Linked DNA regions of Homo sapiens: region 2 is linked to region 1. A link is a contact called in ENCODE Hi-C data. All regions are on one chromosome and are shown on one strand. Each heading gives the region's core, a stretch centred on a gene start or an enhancer-like site at or near the end of the contact. The rest is flanking DNA. Distances are from core to core; before and after follow the strand shown.

Region 1 (5,425 bases), core at 2,840-5,339:
GCCCGCCTCAGCCTTCCAAAGTGCTGGGATTACAGATGTGAGCTGTCGCACCTGGCCTTTTTTTTTTTTGAGAAGGAATCTCACTCTGTCACCCAGGCAGGAGTGCAGTGGCGCAATCTCGGCTCACTGCAAGCTCTGCCTCCCGGGTTCCAGTGATTCTCCTGCCTCAGCCTTCTGAATAGCTGGGATTACAGGCACCCGCCACCACGCCCAGCTCATTTTTGTACTTTTTTTTAGTAGAGACGGGTTTTCGCCATGTTGGCCAGGCTGGTCTCAAACTCCTGACCTCAAGTGATCCTCCTGCCTGGGCCTCCCAAAATGTTGGGATTACAGGCGTGAGGCACCGTGCCTGGCCTCTCTCTCTCCCCGTTCTCCCCATCCCCTGAGGCAAGTCACCAACCCCTCCACAAGCTGTTTTCCTCATCTGTACAAGAAGGATAACCAGGGACCTTCCCTTTGTTAAATGGAATCACAGAAGTAGACCGGGCACAGTGGCTCATGCCTGTAATCCCAGCACTTTGGGAGGTTGAGGCAGGCGGATCACCTGAGGTTGGGAGTTCGAGACTAGCCTGGCCACCATGGTGAAACCCTGTCTCTACTAAAAATACAAAATGAGCTGGGCGTGGTGGCGCATGCCTGTAATCCCAGCTACTCGGGAGGCTGAGGCAGAAGAATCACTTGAACCCGGGAGGTGGAGGCTGCAGTGAGCCAAGATTGGACCACTGCACTCCGGCCCGGGCAACAGAGCGAAACTCTGTCTCAAAAAAAAAAGTCCCTGGCCCGGTGCCCAGGCACAGCATGTGTGCAACAGATGCCAGACACGTTTTTGCTTCCCTTGCTTCTGGTAGTACCATCAGCACAGTGCAACTTACACAACCAGCCACTCAGACGCCTGACAAAACCACATAGAGGTGGGCTTGGATCAGCCCAGCTCCTCCAGAAGCCTCTCCCAGCTCAAGACCCCTAGCTGCAGAGGCTGCGCATCGCCCACCTGCGGCTGTCTTCCTCCTCACCTAAAGCCCCGTTGAGGTTCTGAAAGATCCGAGACTTATGATCCAGATTAAGGCTGAGTTTCTCCTAAATGGAATGAGATGCGATGGAGTGGTTAAAATGGAAGGAGTGGAAAGGACATCATTTCTCACTTTTCTCTCTCTTTTTTTCTTCTCTTGCTTTTGTTGCTTAGGCTGGAGTGCAATGGCACGATCTCAGCTCACTGCAACCTCTGCCTCCCGGTTTAATTGATTCTCTTGCTTCAGCCTTCCAAGTAACTGGGACTACAGGAGAGTGTCACCACGCCTGGCTAATTTTTGTATTTTTAGTAGAGACGGGGTTTCACCATGTTGGCCAGGCTGGTCTCAAACTCCCAATCTCAGGTGATCCACCCGCCTCAGCCTCCCAAAGTGCTGGGATTATAGGCATGAGCCACCATGGTTTTCCTTTTTTTGTGAGAGACAGAGTCTCATTCTGTCACCCAGGCTGGAATGCAGTGGTGCAAAACATCCTCAAACTCCTGGGCTCAAGTGATGGTCCCACCTCAGCCTCCCAAGTAGCTGGGATTACAGGCGTACACCATGAAGCCTGGCTAATTTTTTCTTTCTTTTTTTTTGTAGAGATGAGGTCTCAACTATGTTGTCCAGGCTGGTCTTAAATTCCTGGACTCAAGCAATCCTCCTGCCTAAGCCTCCCAAAAGTCTTGGATGACAGGCGTGAGCCACCACGCCCAGGCACACATTTTTCTCTTTGCAACCCCCTTTGCTCCCCAAATCCCATTCAGCCTGAGGCCTCCACTCCCACAGAGCTGCGGGATGCGCCCACTCCTCTGCCTTCCCTACCCTCAGTCCTGGGTCCAGGTAGAGCCGTGTGTAGAACAGCTGGTCGTCGTCATCATCCTTGTACTTCCACTGGCGCACGATTTGGTGGATGGTGGTGGCAAAACCGATGAATCCTGGCGGGGAGGGGGAGTGTTGACCTCGAGACTCCCAGGGTCCCAGGGCCTGTCCCCCAGGCTGTCTCCAGCCCTCAGGCGCCTTTAACACTCTGTGTCCCACCGCTCTTGGCCCCTCTGCCTTGGGCACTCTGCCACTCACCACCAGAATTGAGGAAGCGCTTCCCCGTGCCCACCTCAGGGTACTGCTCCGCCAGCCCCCACTCGGGCCAGCAGAAGCTCTCTGCAGAGAAGAGCAGGCGGCTGCCACTCTGGACGAACTTCTTCAGCAGCTCTGTGGGGCTGCCGGCCAGAATCACGTCGTAGCTGGGTGAGGAAGGGGAGGATGGGCAGGGGTCCACTGGGAACCTCAGCATCCTTACCCCGCTCCCTATCCCCAGCCCCGTTACCTATCCACAAACATGATGATCATATCCTCCCGGTCAGCGTATTTCTCCATTTCCTTCTTTAACCACCGGACCTTCTGTCCTCCACCAACTGTTCGAGCCACATCACCCCCTCGCCACTCCTCTCCCAGGCCCAGGGTCTGTGGAGAAGATTGCCCCGTGCCAGGCAAGGGGTGGGGAGTTGTGGGGGGAACTCCTGACCAGGCTTACCGTGGGGACCTGGGCATCCAGACTTCAGCCCACCCCTCCTGCTGGGACCCCCTCCCAGGGGCCTTTCCCTCTCCTCACCCGCACAGTGTAGTTGAAGAACTCCGCAGAGCGCAGGAAACGCAGGTACCCCTCGGTTTCAGCTGTGGCCACAGTGATCACCAGCAGCTTCTCTGTTACCAGAGGGAAATGGCACTTGAGATCCACCGCCCAGCTCCGGGCCTCACGTGCTTTGCTGTCCTCCCTCTCACTCGACTTCCCTCCCTTTCTTCCTTCCCATTCTTAAACTCTTCTCACCCAGGAACACTCTGACCCCAAGGAGGGCAGGGTGGGAGTGGTGCCCAGGAATTCCGAGTCCCTTTGCATAGGGAGGCTGGAAACCCCAGTTCAGGGTAGTGATGGGCGAGGGGCTTGGCGCGACTCAGCCTCAAGAGCACGCTGGGCGGGGGACGGGCCAGACACCTCCTCGAGCCTCCGACCCTCTCCGGGCCAGGCTGGCAGGCACGCCAGCCTCTGCCCCCTCGGCCGTGCCGGGCCTCCCCGGGATCTCACCTGGGTTGACCGGGTCTCGGCCCCGGGGCCGGTCGGAGGCTGAGGCCGCAGGGGGCAGCAGCAGCGGCAGCAGCAGCAGGAACCGGGGTCCAGGCCCCGAGGAGGTCATGGTGGGGAGCGGGCCCAGACAGCACCCAGGATCCTGGGATCTCCGCTACGCGCCTGGATCCCAGCTCCGGAGGGGAGCTCTGGAAAGGGGGCGCTCGGGCTGCTGTGCGGCCGCCGCGGGGAGCAGCTTGGCTGGGGCTACGCCCTGAAAAAAAGGCGTATCCGGAGGCTACAGAAAGCTCCAGATGCCGGCGCCACAGACAAGGCGAGGATTGTCCCGGGCGCACGGGAGGCGGGGGAGGGGCGGCGGCTCGGGCCGGCGGGCGGGAGACAGGGACTCTGGGCTGAGCCAGCCGCTTGACACATGTGGAAGCTGAAACCTGGACAGGGGAAGTGACCCCTGGCGGAGGGTCGGGCGGGACGCGGGGGCGGGTCCTGGCCGCAGCCCTGCCCAGAGAGTGCGGGCGGAAGACGGGGAGAGCGAGAGGCTGGCGGCGACAGGGAGGGAGGAAGCCTAGGAGTCCGCCGCGGGACGGAGGCCTGGGGGAACTGGGAGTTCAGCTTTCTGCAGAGGGCCACTAGGAACCTCGGATTGCCCACGGAAGCCAGCCACTTTCTTTGACAGTCCAGCCCACCTCCTCTTCTGCCCGGAGAAGCTCCAGGGGCTGCCTTTGTGATCACAGCATCTTCACAAGGACCAAAGGAAAATAAGATTTCTTGTAAGAACACCGTGACCACATCTTTAAAATGACCCATTTCGTGGCTCCCACAAGATTTACACCTCCACACTGAGGCCGGAAGTGGTTTTGCCCCTATAAAACATGGCGAAAAGCTTTCTTGTCTCCAAGGAAACGCCACGTAATGAGTCAAAGCTGTGGCGCACGCGCAGAAGTACAAGCTACCGGAAGTGATGGCGCCCCTACTAAAGCCTTGGGGTTAGTACGCGTGCGCAGCAGTTTCTTCCGACAGTTGTGTTGTGCCAATGGTGGAGAAGAAAACTTCGGGTATGTGAGCCCCCGCGGTTCGCCCCCTTCCCCTTCCCAAGTCAGTCCTAGAATTTTCTTACCTAGTCATTCCTCTTTTTTGGTCTCGCTCTTTCGCCTAGGCTGGAGTGCAGTGGCATAGTCATAGCTCACTGCAGCCTCGATTTCCTGGGATCAAACCATCCTCCCACCTCAGCCTCCGGAGTGGCTGGAACTGCAAGCATGAGGCCCCACGCCTGGTTAATTTTTAATTTGTTATGTGGTGACGGGCTCTCGCTATGTTGCCCAGGTTGGTCTCCAACTCTTGGCCTCAAAGCGATCCTCCTGCGTGGGCCTTCCAAAGTGCTGGGATTACAGGCGTGAGCTGCCGCGCCCGGCCCCAGCTATTCCTCGTAAATCCCTTCCTCAGCCCTCGGGTCCTGGCGTTGACCCTTCATTCACGTTTTATTGGTGCCTGCTCCAAGCCGGGCGCTGGGGATGAAGAGGAGAAAGACCCCTCTTATCCAAGCATTGGCTTTTTCTGGAAGGGGGGCAGAAACGCAGACCTAACACTGTATTTTACTGTGATTTGTGATTTGTGCTATGGCAGAGGGAAGCACAGCGCCTGGGAACAGGGAGACGTGGCATCTAGCCCAGGTTCTGGGAGGCAGGGGACTGTGAAAGCTTGAAGGAAAAATGAAAAAGCTTGAATTGAGTCTTGAAAGTCTAGTTAGGGTTTCTCTCAGTGGGAACCTCACGTGCAAAGGCAGTGAAGCAAGAAAAAGCAAGTCGCTTAGGAAGCCAAGTTCACAGTTTGGATCTTACAGAGTAATAAGAAAGGATCGAAGGCTGGGGAAAGGTTACATTTTGAAAGGCATTATACACACTGCCCAGGAGTTTGAACTCTGTAGGGAAACACTGGAGAGCCAGCAAAGACTTTTTTTTTTTAGACAGAGTCTTGCTCTGTCACCCAGGCTGGAATGCAGTGGTTCTATATAACTCACTGCAGCCTCAACCTCCCATGCTCAAGTGATTCTTCCACCTCAGCCACCTGAGTAGGTGGAACTACAGGTGGGTGCAGGCCACCATGCTGGGCTAGTTTTTATATTTTTTGTTGAGATGGGTGTCTCACTATGTTGCCCAGGCTGGTCTTGAACTCCTGAGCTCATGTGATCCTCCTGCCTCGGCCTTCCAAAATGCTAGGATTACAAGTATGAGCCACTGCGCTTGGCCCTTTTAGTTTTTCTTTCTTTCTTTTTTTTTCTTTTTGAGACGGAGTCTTGCTCTGTCCCCCAGGCTGGAGTGCAGTGGCGCAATCTCGGTTC
Region 2 (5,224 bases), core at 436-2,935, 1.8 Mb before region 1:
TTTTATCGTTGTAACCTCCAACCTTTACCCAAAGTATCCATTAAGTAAAACTTCGGAGGGAGGATGGCTCATTCAGCAACCTCCTTTTACAGATGAAGGGACTGGGGAACAATAGCAGAGAGACTTTTCCAGCCACAGAATAAATCAGTAGAGAGCTAGGTTTAAACACATTTAGCTCTGTAATGCCCAATTATCTCTGGAGTCAGGAAGCGATTTAGGTTTGAAAACGCTACAGGCAGATGTTTCTGTGGGTTGAGTGCATTAACCAATATAACACATGAGCTACCAACACAAATATATTTGTTCTGTGCCAGGAGGTGGCCAGGCACTTTATGAGCGCTATAATTTTACCACCCCGGCCCCAATTCAACAAGCTAAGGATTAGCCCAGTGTTTCAGATGAGGAAGAGGTTAACTTGTTCAGGGCCACAGAATTAGACGTGACATAGCTGGGATTCAAACTGGGGACTATCGATTCTAAAGGGGGAAACAGGATAGAGAACGGGCTAGAAGATAGAGGACGGGCTACAATGGACTGGGCAGTCATGAACCTACTTACAAGATCAAGAGCTGGCAAAGCCTTAAAAATAAGAATAGTTACTGCTTCACTGGGCACTTTTAACGACTGCCTGGCACTGTACTGCGCACTCCACGTGGATTACCTAGTTGAAGCCTCCCAACAGTACTAAGAGGTAGGTACAATCGTTATTCCCATTGGCAAATGAGAAAACGGAGACACAGGAGGTGGAGCGACTGGCTCAAAGGAACACACCGAGCCGCTACCGAACGGGGGAGTCGAAACCAGGTCTGGAAGGCTCATGGGCATCTCCTTAAGTCCTCCTAGGCAGGCCTGGCTGAACCGAAGCCAGAAAAAGCCCACGTTTTACGCGAGAGGCAGGCGGGCCCGGCACAAGCGCGGGACGCGGTGACTCAGTTCCTAGCCAGCCAAAGAGTGGGATAAATTCCAGAACCCCTAGACCCGGAGAAGCGCATCCTAGATCCGGCTTTCTAGGCCGGCGAGGACCCAGAGCTTCCGAAACTCCTCAGACCACTGACGGAGTGACTCTGGGACACCACAGTCCTCAGTTTCCCCATCGGGACAATTGGGCGTCGAGGCCCAGGCCTGGCTCTCAGCCGGTGCGGACAGCCTCCCTCTGCGCTGCTCTCAGAGACGCGCACGGGCTGAGGGGACAGCGGAAGCCGGACCTGGGCCGCCCCTCCAGGCCTGCGGGCCACCGGCGCCCGCCCCTCACCTCCTTTAGGCATTGCGGCTCCGGCGGCTGCGGCGGCGGCGGCGGCGCCTCGAACTGACACCGGAACCGGAAATAGCTTGGGCTCGACTTCTTCCTCCTGGGCCAGCCGCCGCCGCCGCTTCAGTGGCCGCAGTGGCCGCAAGGACCCGGACCTCAGGGAGGCCTCCGCACGAAGTCGGACCGTCCTGCGCGCCGCCTAAGTCCAGGCTTGCCCGTCTGCTGCCAGGCAACAACGCCCCTAGTCTCTCCGTTCGGGAAGACGCGTGGCCCTGCCTGCCACCCACCGGAAGTGAGGGCAAATGGCAACAGCGGCTCTGGAATTCTATACAGGCATTGCTGAGGACACCTAAGATGACGCAATCTCCGCGCGGGTAGGGCGGGGCTCCGCAAGGACCTCATGCCTTAGAGATCGCCTGAAGAGCGGAAGCCTTCTGTCGAGAAGCAGCTACCCAAGCTCCAGGAGCTTCCGGTATGTGTTTTCCCTCTGTTCTCGATTACCTTGGCAACGGCTGAGGCGGGAGACCGGTGGTCTGCACCGTCCTGGAGGGAGATATGAGTGGCTGGACTCTCAGCCAGCCACTGGGATGTGTTCGGGCTTTGGACCTTGAGGCCGGAGAGAGCTCCCGAGAGGAGGCGGCGCCACGTTCGTTCTTCTGAGGGGACGGTAGATTTGGGGGTTTTCCTCTAGGATTCTCGCGCCGTTTCCTCTGGTAGGAACGTCTTCTGTGTTCTGATTGTTTTTCTAAGCTGGGTTCAGATGCTGTCCTTTTTATGAGTTTTCCCTACAATCCTGCACTATCTTCCTTCGCTCCTCCTCGCCTCCTTCCCCTAGCGCCCCAATCTCTCTTACACCTCCCGGCACATCTTTCTTCTCGATCTGATTACCTCCTACGTCCTCTTTCTCCTCGATCTGGTTACCGCCTACCATTTTCACCTCCGAGAGGCCTCTTCTGACTTCCAGGCTGGATCAGGGCCCTCGAATTTCCCTGGGTCGTAGAAAAGCGATCATTCTCTTGTCACAGACTATGCGCCTTGGGGCCGAGACCAGAATTCACCTATTTTTAGCTTCAGCGTAGGGGAGACTAGTGCGAAGACCACTGATTTGGGAGTCAGGAGCCCTCCAGAGTCAGGTTTTGCAAATTCTCAGCTGTGTGACCCTGATTCTACCTTATAGAGTTTGATTCCTCCTCTATATGGTTGTTTTAGAGAGTTCATGAGAGGAGGCTCTGTGGGCGGGGGGGGGGTGGGTCTTTGTAAAGTGTCAGTACAGAAGGGAGTGACTGAATGAATTTGAGAGAGATGAATCTGTTATGCTGAAAGGTAAATACTTAACCTGGGTTCTCTCTGGCAGCAAGGAAATGCTGTGTGGTTTGAAAAACGCTTTGCTATTTAGATTGGGATCGGCCTCTTGTATGGGAACTACCTGACTTTATGTAATATGTTGTTTGGTGTGAAAGAGACCTTGGCAATCAGCCAATCCACTGCCCTCATTTTACAGAAGAAACAGGACCAGAGAGGGAAGGTGACCTGAAAGTCACAGAATAATTTTTTAGAGCTGAACAAGAATCCAAGCCTGCAACTGCAGAGACGAGAGATCTTTCTGCTGTCTATACTCTTGGAAAGCACATCCTAAGGTACTTTGATTTTACAGTCATCTTTCCCTTTTTATTTTATGTTTTGTTTTGTTTTGTTTGTTATTGAGACATGGTCTCACTCCGTCACTTAGGCTGGAGTGCAGTAGTGTGAACATGGCTAACTGAAGACTTTCAACCTCCTGGGCTCAAGTGATCCTCTTGCCTCAGCCTTCCGTGTAGCTCAGACCACAGGCACCCACCACCATGCTCAGTTAATTTTTTTGATTTTTTTTTTTTTTTGGTAGAGATAGGGTTTCACCTCATTGCTCAGACTGGTCTCAAATTCCTGGGCTCAAGTGATCCTCCCATCTCAGCCTCCCAAGGTGCTGGCCAAGACCAGAATTACAGGCATGAGCCACCGTGCCTGACCTTCCATCTTTGCCTTTTTAAATACTCACCCCCATGGCTCCCCGAGTCACAGCCCTCCTTATACTCTATTGTAATTGCTTTTTCTCTTGTCTGTCTCTTTGCTAAAATGTCACCTTCTAAGGGGCAAAGGCTTAACTTTTGTTCTGTGTTCCCAACATCCAGTATAGGGTTAAGCTTTTAGTTGAAGTTAGCTAATGACAACAGCAAATGTCTCTTAGGCACACATTATACACCAGGCATGATAGATACAATTCTAATGAAGTCTTTGCAATGACCACATAAGGTAGCTTCCATTATCCCCATTTTACAGATGAGGAAACAGAGGCTTAGGAAGGTTAAGTACCTTTCTGAAGATCACAGCGGGTAAGTAGCAGAGCCAGGATTTGAACACAGTCTGGGTGCTGAGCCCTGTCCCATAGCTGTGACCCTATGCTGACTCAAGGAAGTCAGCCTGTACCGAAATAATGGCTGGCAAAGGCCTTTGGGGATTTGAGACTCAGAAACCAATTCATTTTTTTCCCCCAGATCTTTGCAGATTATCCTGTGGAAGGAAAATGCCTAAAGTCAAAAGAAGCCGGAAAGCACCCCCAGATGGCTGGGAGTTGATTGAGCCAACACTGGATGAATTAGATCAAAAGATGAGAGAAGGTGAGTAGGGGAGTTCCTGTCTGGGTGGGCTGGGTCCAAGGGTCACAGGCTTAGATGCCCCCAGGGGACAGGCATAAATGCAAATATAAAAAGAGAGTGGTCTACTAACACTGACATGTTGTGTTTGCTTATGAACTTGGGGAAATACTGTAAGTGCCCGAAAATAAGATAACATTAATGAAAAGGTCCTCAGAAAAGGTGTTTTTTTTTGTTTTTGTTTTTGCCAACTCGAATATAAAAGGTTATGAAATATAGATCAAATAGTCTACCTATAGTTATTTACTATTTTGGTTAGATATATATTTAAAATCATACAAAATATATTTACTTGGAAGTGCTATTCCTTTTCAGTATCATCGATTAGTCTTTGCCGCATCTGTTTTCTGTCACTTCCTTGTAAATGGCGTGTGATCCTGCTTTGTGAACCCGTGTCCTATGCTGTCTTTGGAAATTTTATCTGAAGCCACAAGCATCTGTTGGCCTTATATGATCACAGTGTGGCCACTTACCAATTGACTTTTTTATTTTTATTTTTTGAGTTGGAGTCTTGCTCTGTCTTCCAGGCTGCAGTGCAGTGGCGTGATCTCGGCTCACTGCAACCTCTGCCTCCCGTGTTCAAGTGATTTTCCTGCCTCTCAGCCTCTCGAGTAATTTGGATTACAGGCATGCGCCACCATGCCCGGCTAATTTTTGTATTTTTAGTAGAGATGGGTTTCTCCATGTTGGCCAGGCTGGTCTCGAACTCCTGGCCTCAAGTGATCCACCCACCTCGGCCTCCCAAAGTGATGGGATTACAGGTATGAGCCACTACACCCAGCTGAAGTTACTTTTTAAAGTAGCTTTTGAAATGCTTGCTTGTAACTAACCTAATCATGGTTATTATGAGGTCGTACCTCCAGCAGTAATTACTAAATTAAATCAATGTTAAATTACTTTGCCCCTTTTTAAAAAAACTGTTCGTACCAGATAACTTCTATTAAATACTCAGTACTTGTTTTGCAGTTTAGATTTGGATGGGCCTATTGCAGTAATCACGGTCATTTTGGGCTGAGAGATGTCTTCCCGAAACAGCTCTTTATCAAAATAAAGGAAATGGGAGCATGCTGGAATAGAAGAGATTTTGCAAGTCCTTGAAAGTAAATTAACTTCATCTTCTAAAGGGTGACTTTTGAGGGAAGGAGGAACCCTACTTTGTGTTTAGATATTCTTTACCTCCAGACAGAAGTATTCTTTGTTCTGTTTTCTTTTTGTTTTTGTTTTGAGACAAGGTCTCACTTTGTTGCCCAGGCTGGAGTGCAGTGGTTCAATCACAGCTCACTGA

What was found. Hi-C counts contacts between places; a loop is a spot of excess contacts on that map. Pooled maps may share reads with other maps.
Region 2: a pooled map shows a loop between it and region 1 (17-fold over the local background). The contact joins the promoter of BUD31 here to the promoter of ZNHIT1 in region 1. A Hi-C loop is called at or near these places in 6 of 50 pooled maps.

Annotation. Positions count from the first base shown.
Region 1 is chr7:101,214,076-101,219,500 of GRCh38, forward strand. ZNHIT1 (zinc finger HIT-type containing 1) reads left to right here and starts at 4,090. Exons shown (of 5, transcript NM_006349.3): 1 at 4,090-4,142. The coding sequence starts at 4,121. It overlaps PLOD3 (procollagen-lysine,2-oxoglutarate 5-dioxygenase 3), which reads right to left and starts at 3,506. Exons shown (of 19, transcript NM_001084.5): 1 at 3,091-3,506; 2 at 2,620-2,711; 3 at 2,335-2,471; 4 at 2,088-2,251; 5 at 1,833-1,945; 6 at 1,014-1,077. The coding sequence starts at 3,199. RefSeq lists enhancers at 2,612-3,134, 3,683-3,802, 3,896-4,437 and silencers at 2,933-3,052, 3,113-3,162, 3,303-3,582.
Region 2 is chr7:99,407,284-99,412,507 of GRCh38, forward strand. BUD31 (BUD31 spliceosome associated protein) reads left to right here and starts at 1,686. Exons shown (of 6, transcript NM_003910.4): 1 at 1,686-1,962; 2 at 2,751-2,886; 3 at 3,781-3,903. The coding sequence starts at 3,810. It overlaps PDAP1 (PDGFA associated protein 1), which reads right to left and starts at 1,314. Exons shown (of 6, transcript NM_014891.7): 1 at 1,253-1,314. The coding sequence starts at 1,265. It overlaps MIR12119 (microRNA 12119), which reads left to right and starts at 1,889; the gene lies at 1,889-1,981. It overlaps LOC124901707 (a long non-coding RNA gene), which reads left to right and starts at 4,662. Exons shown (of 2, transcript XR_007060451.1): 1 at 4,662-4,700; 2 at 4,906-5,012. RefSeq lists a silencer at 1,083-1,142 and an enhancer at 1,353-1,742.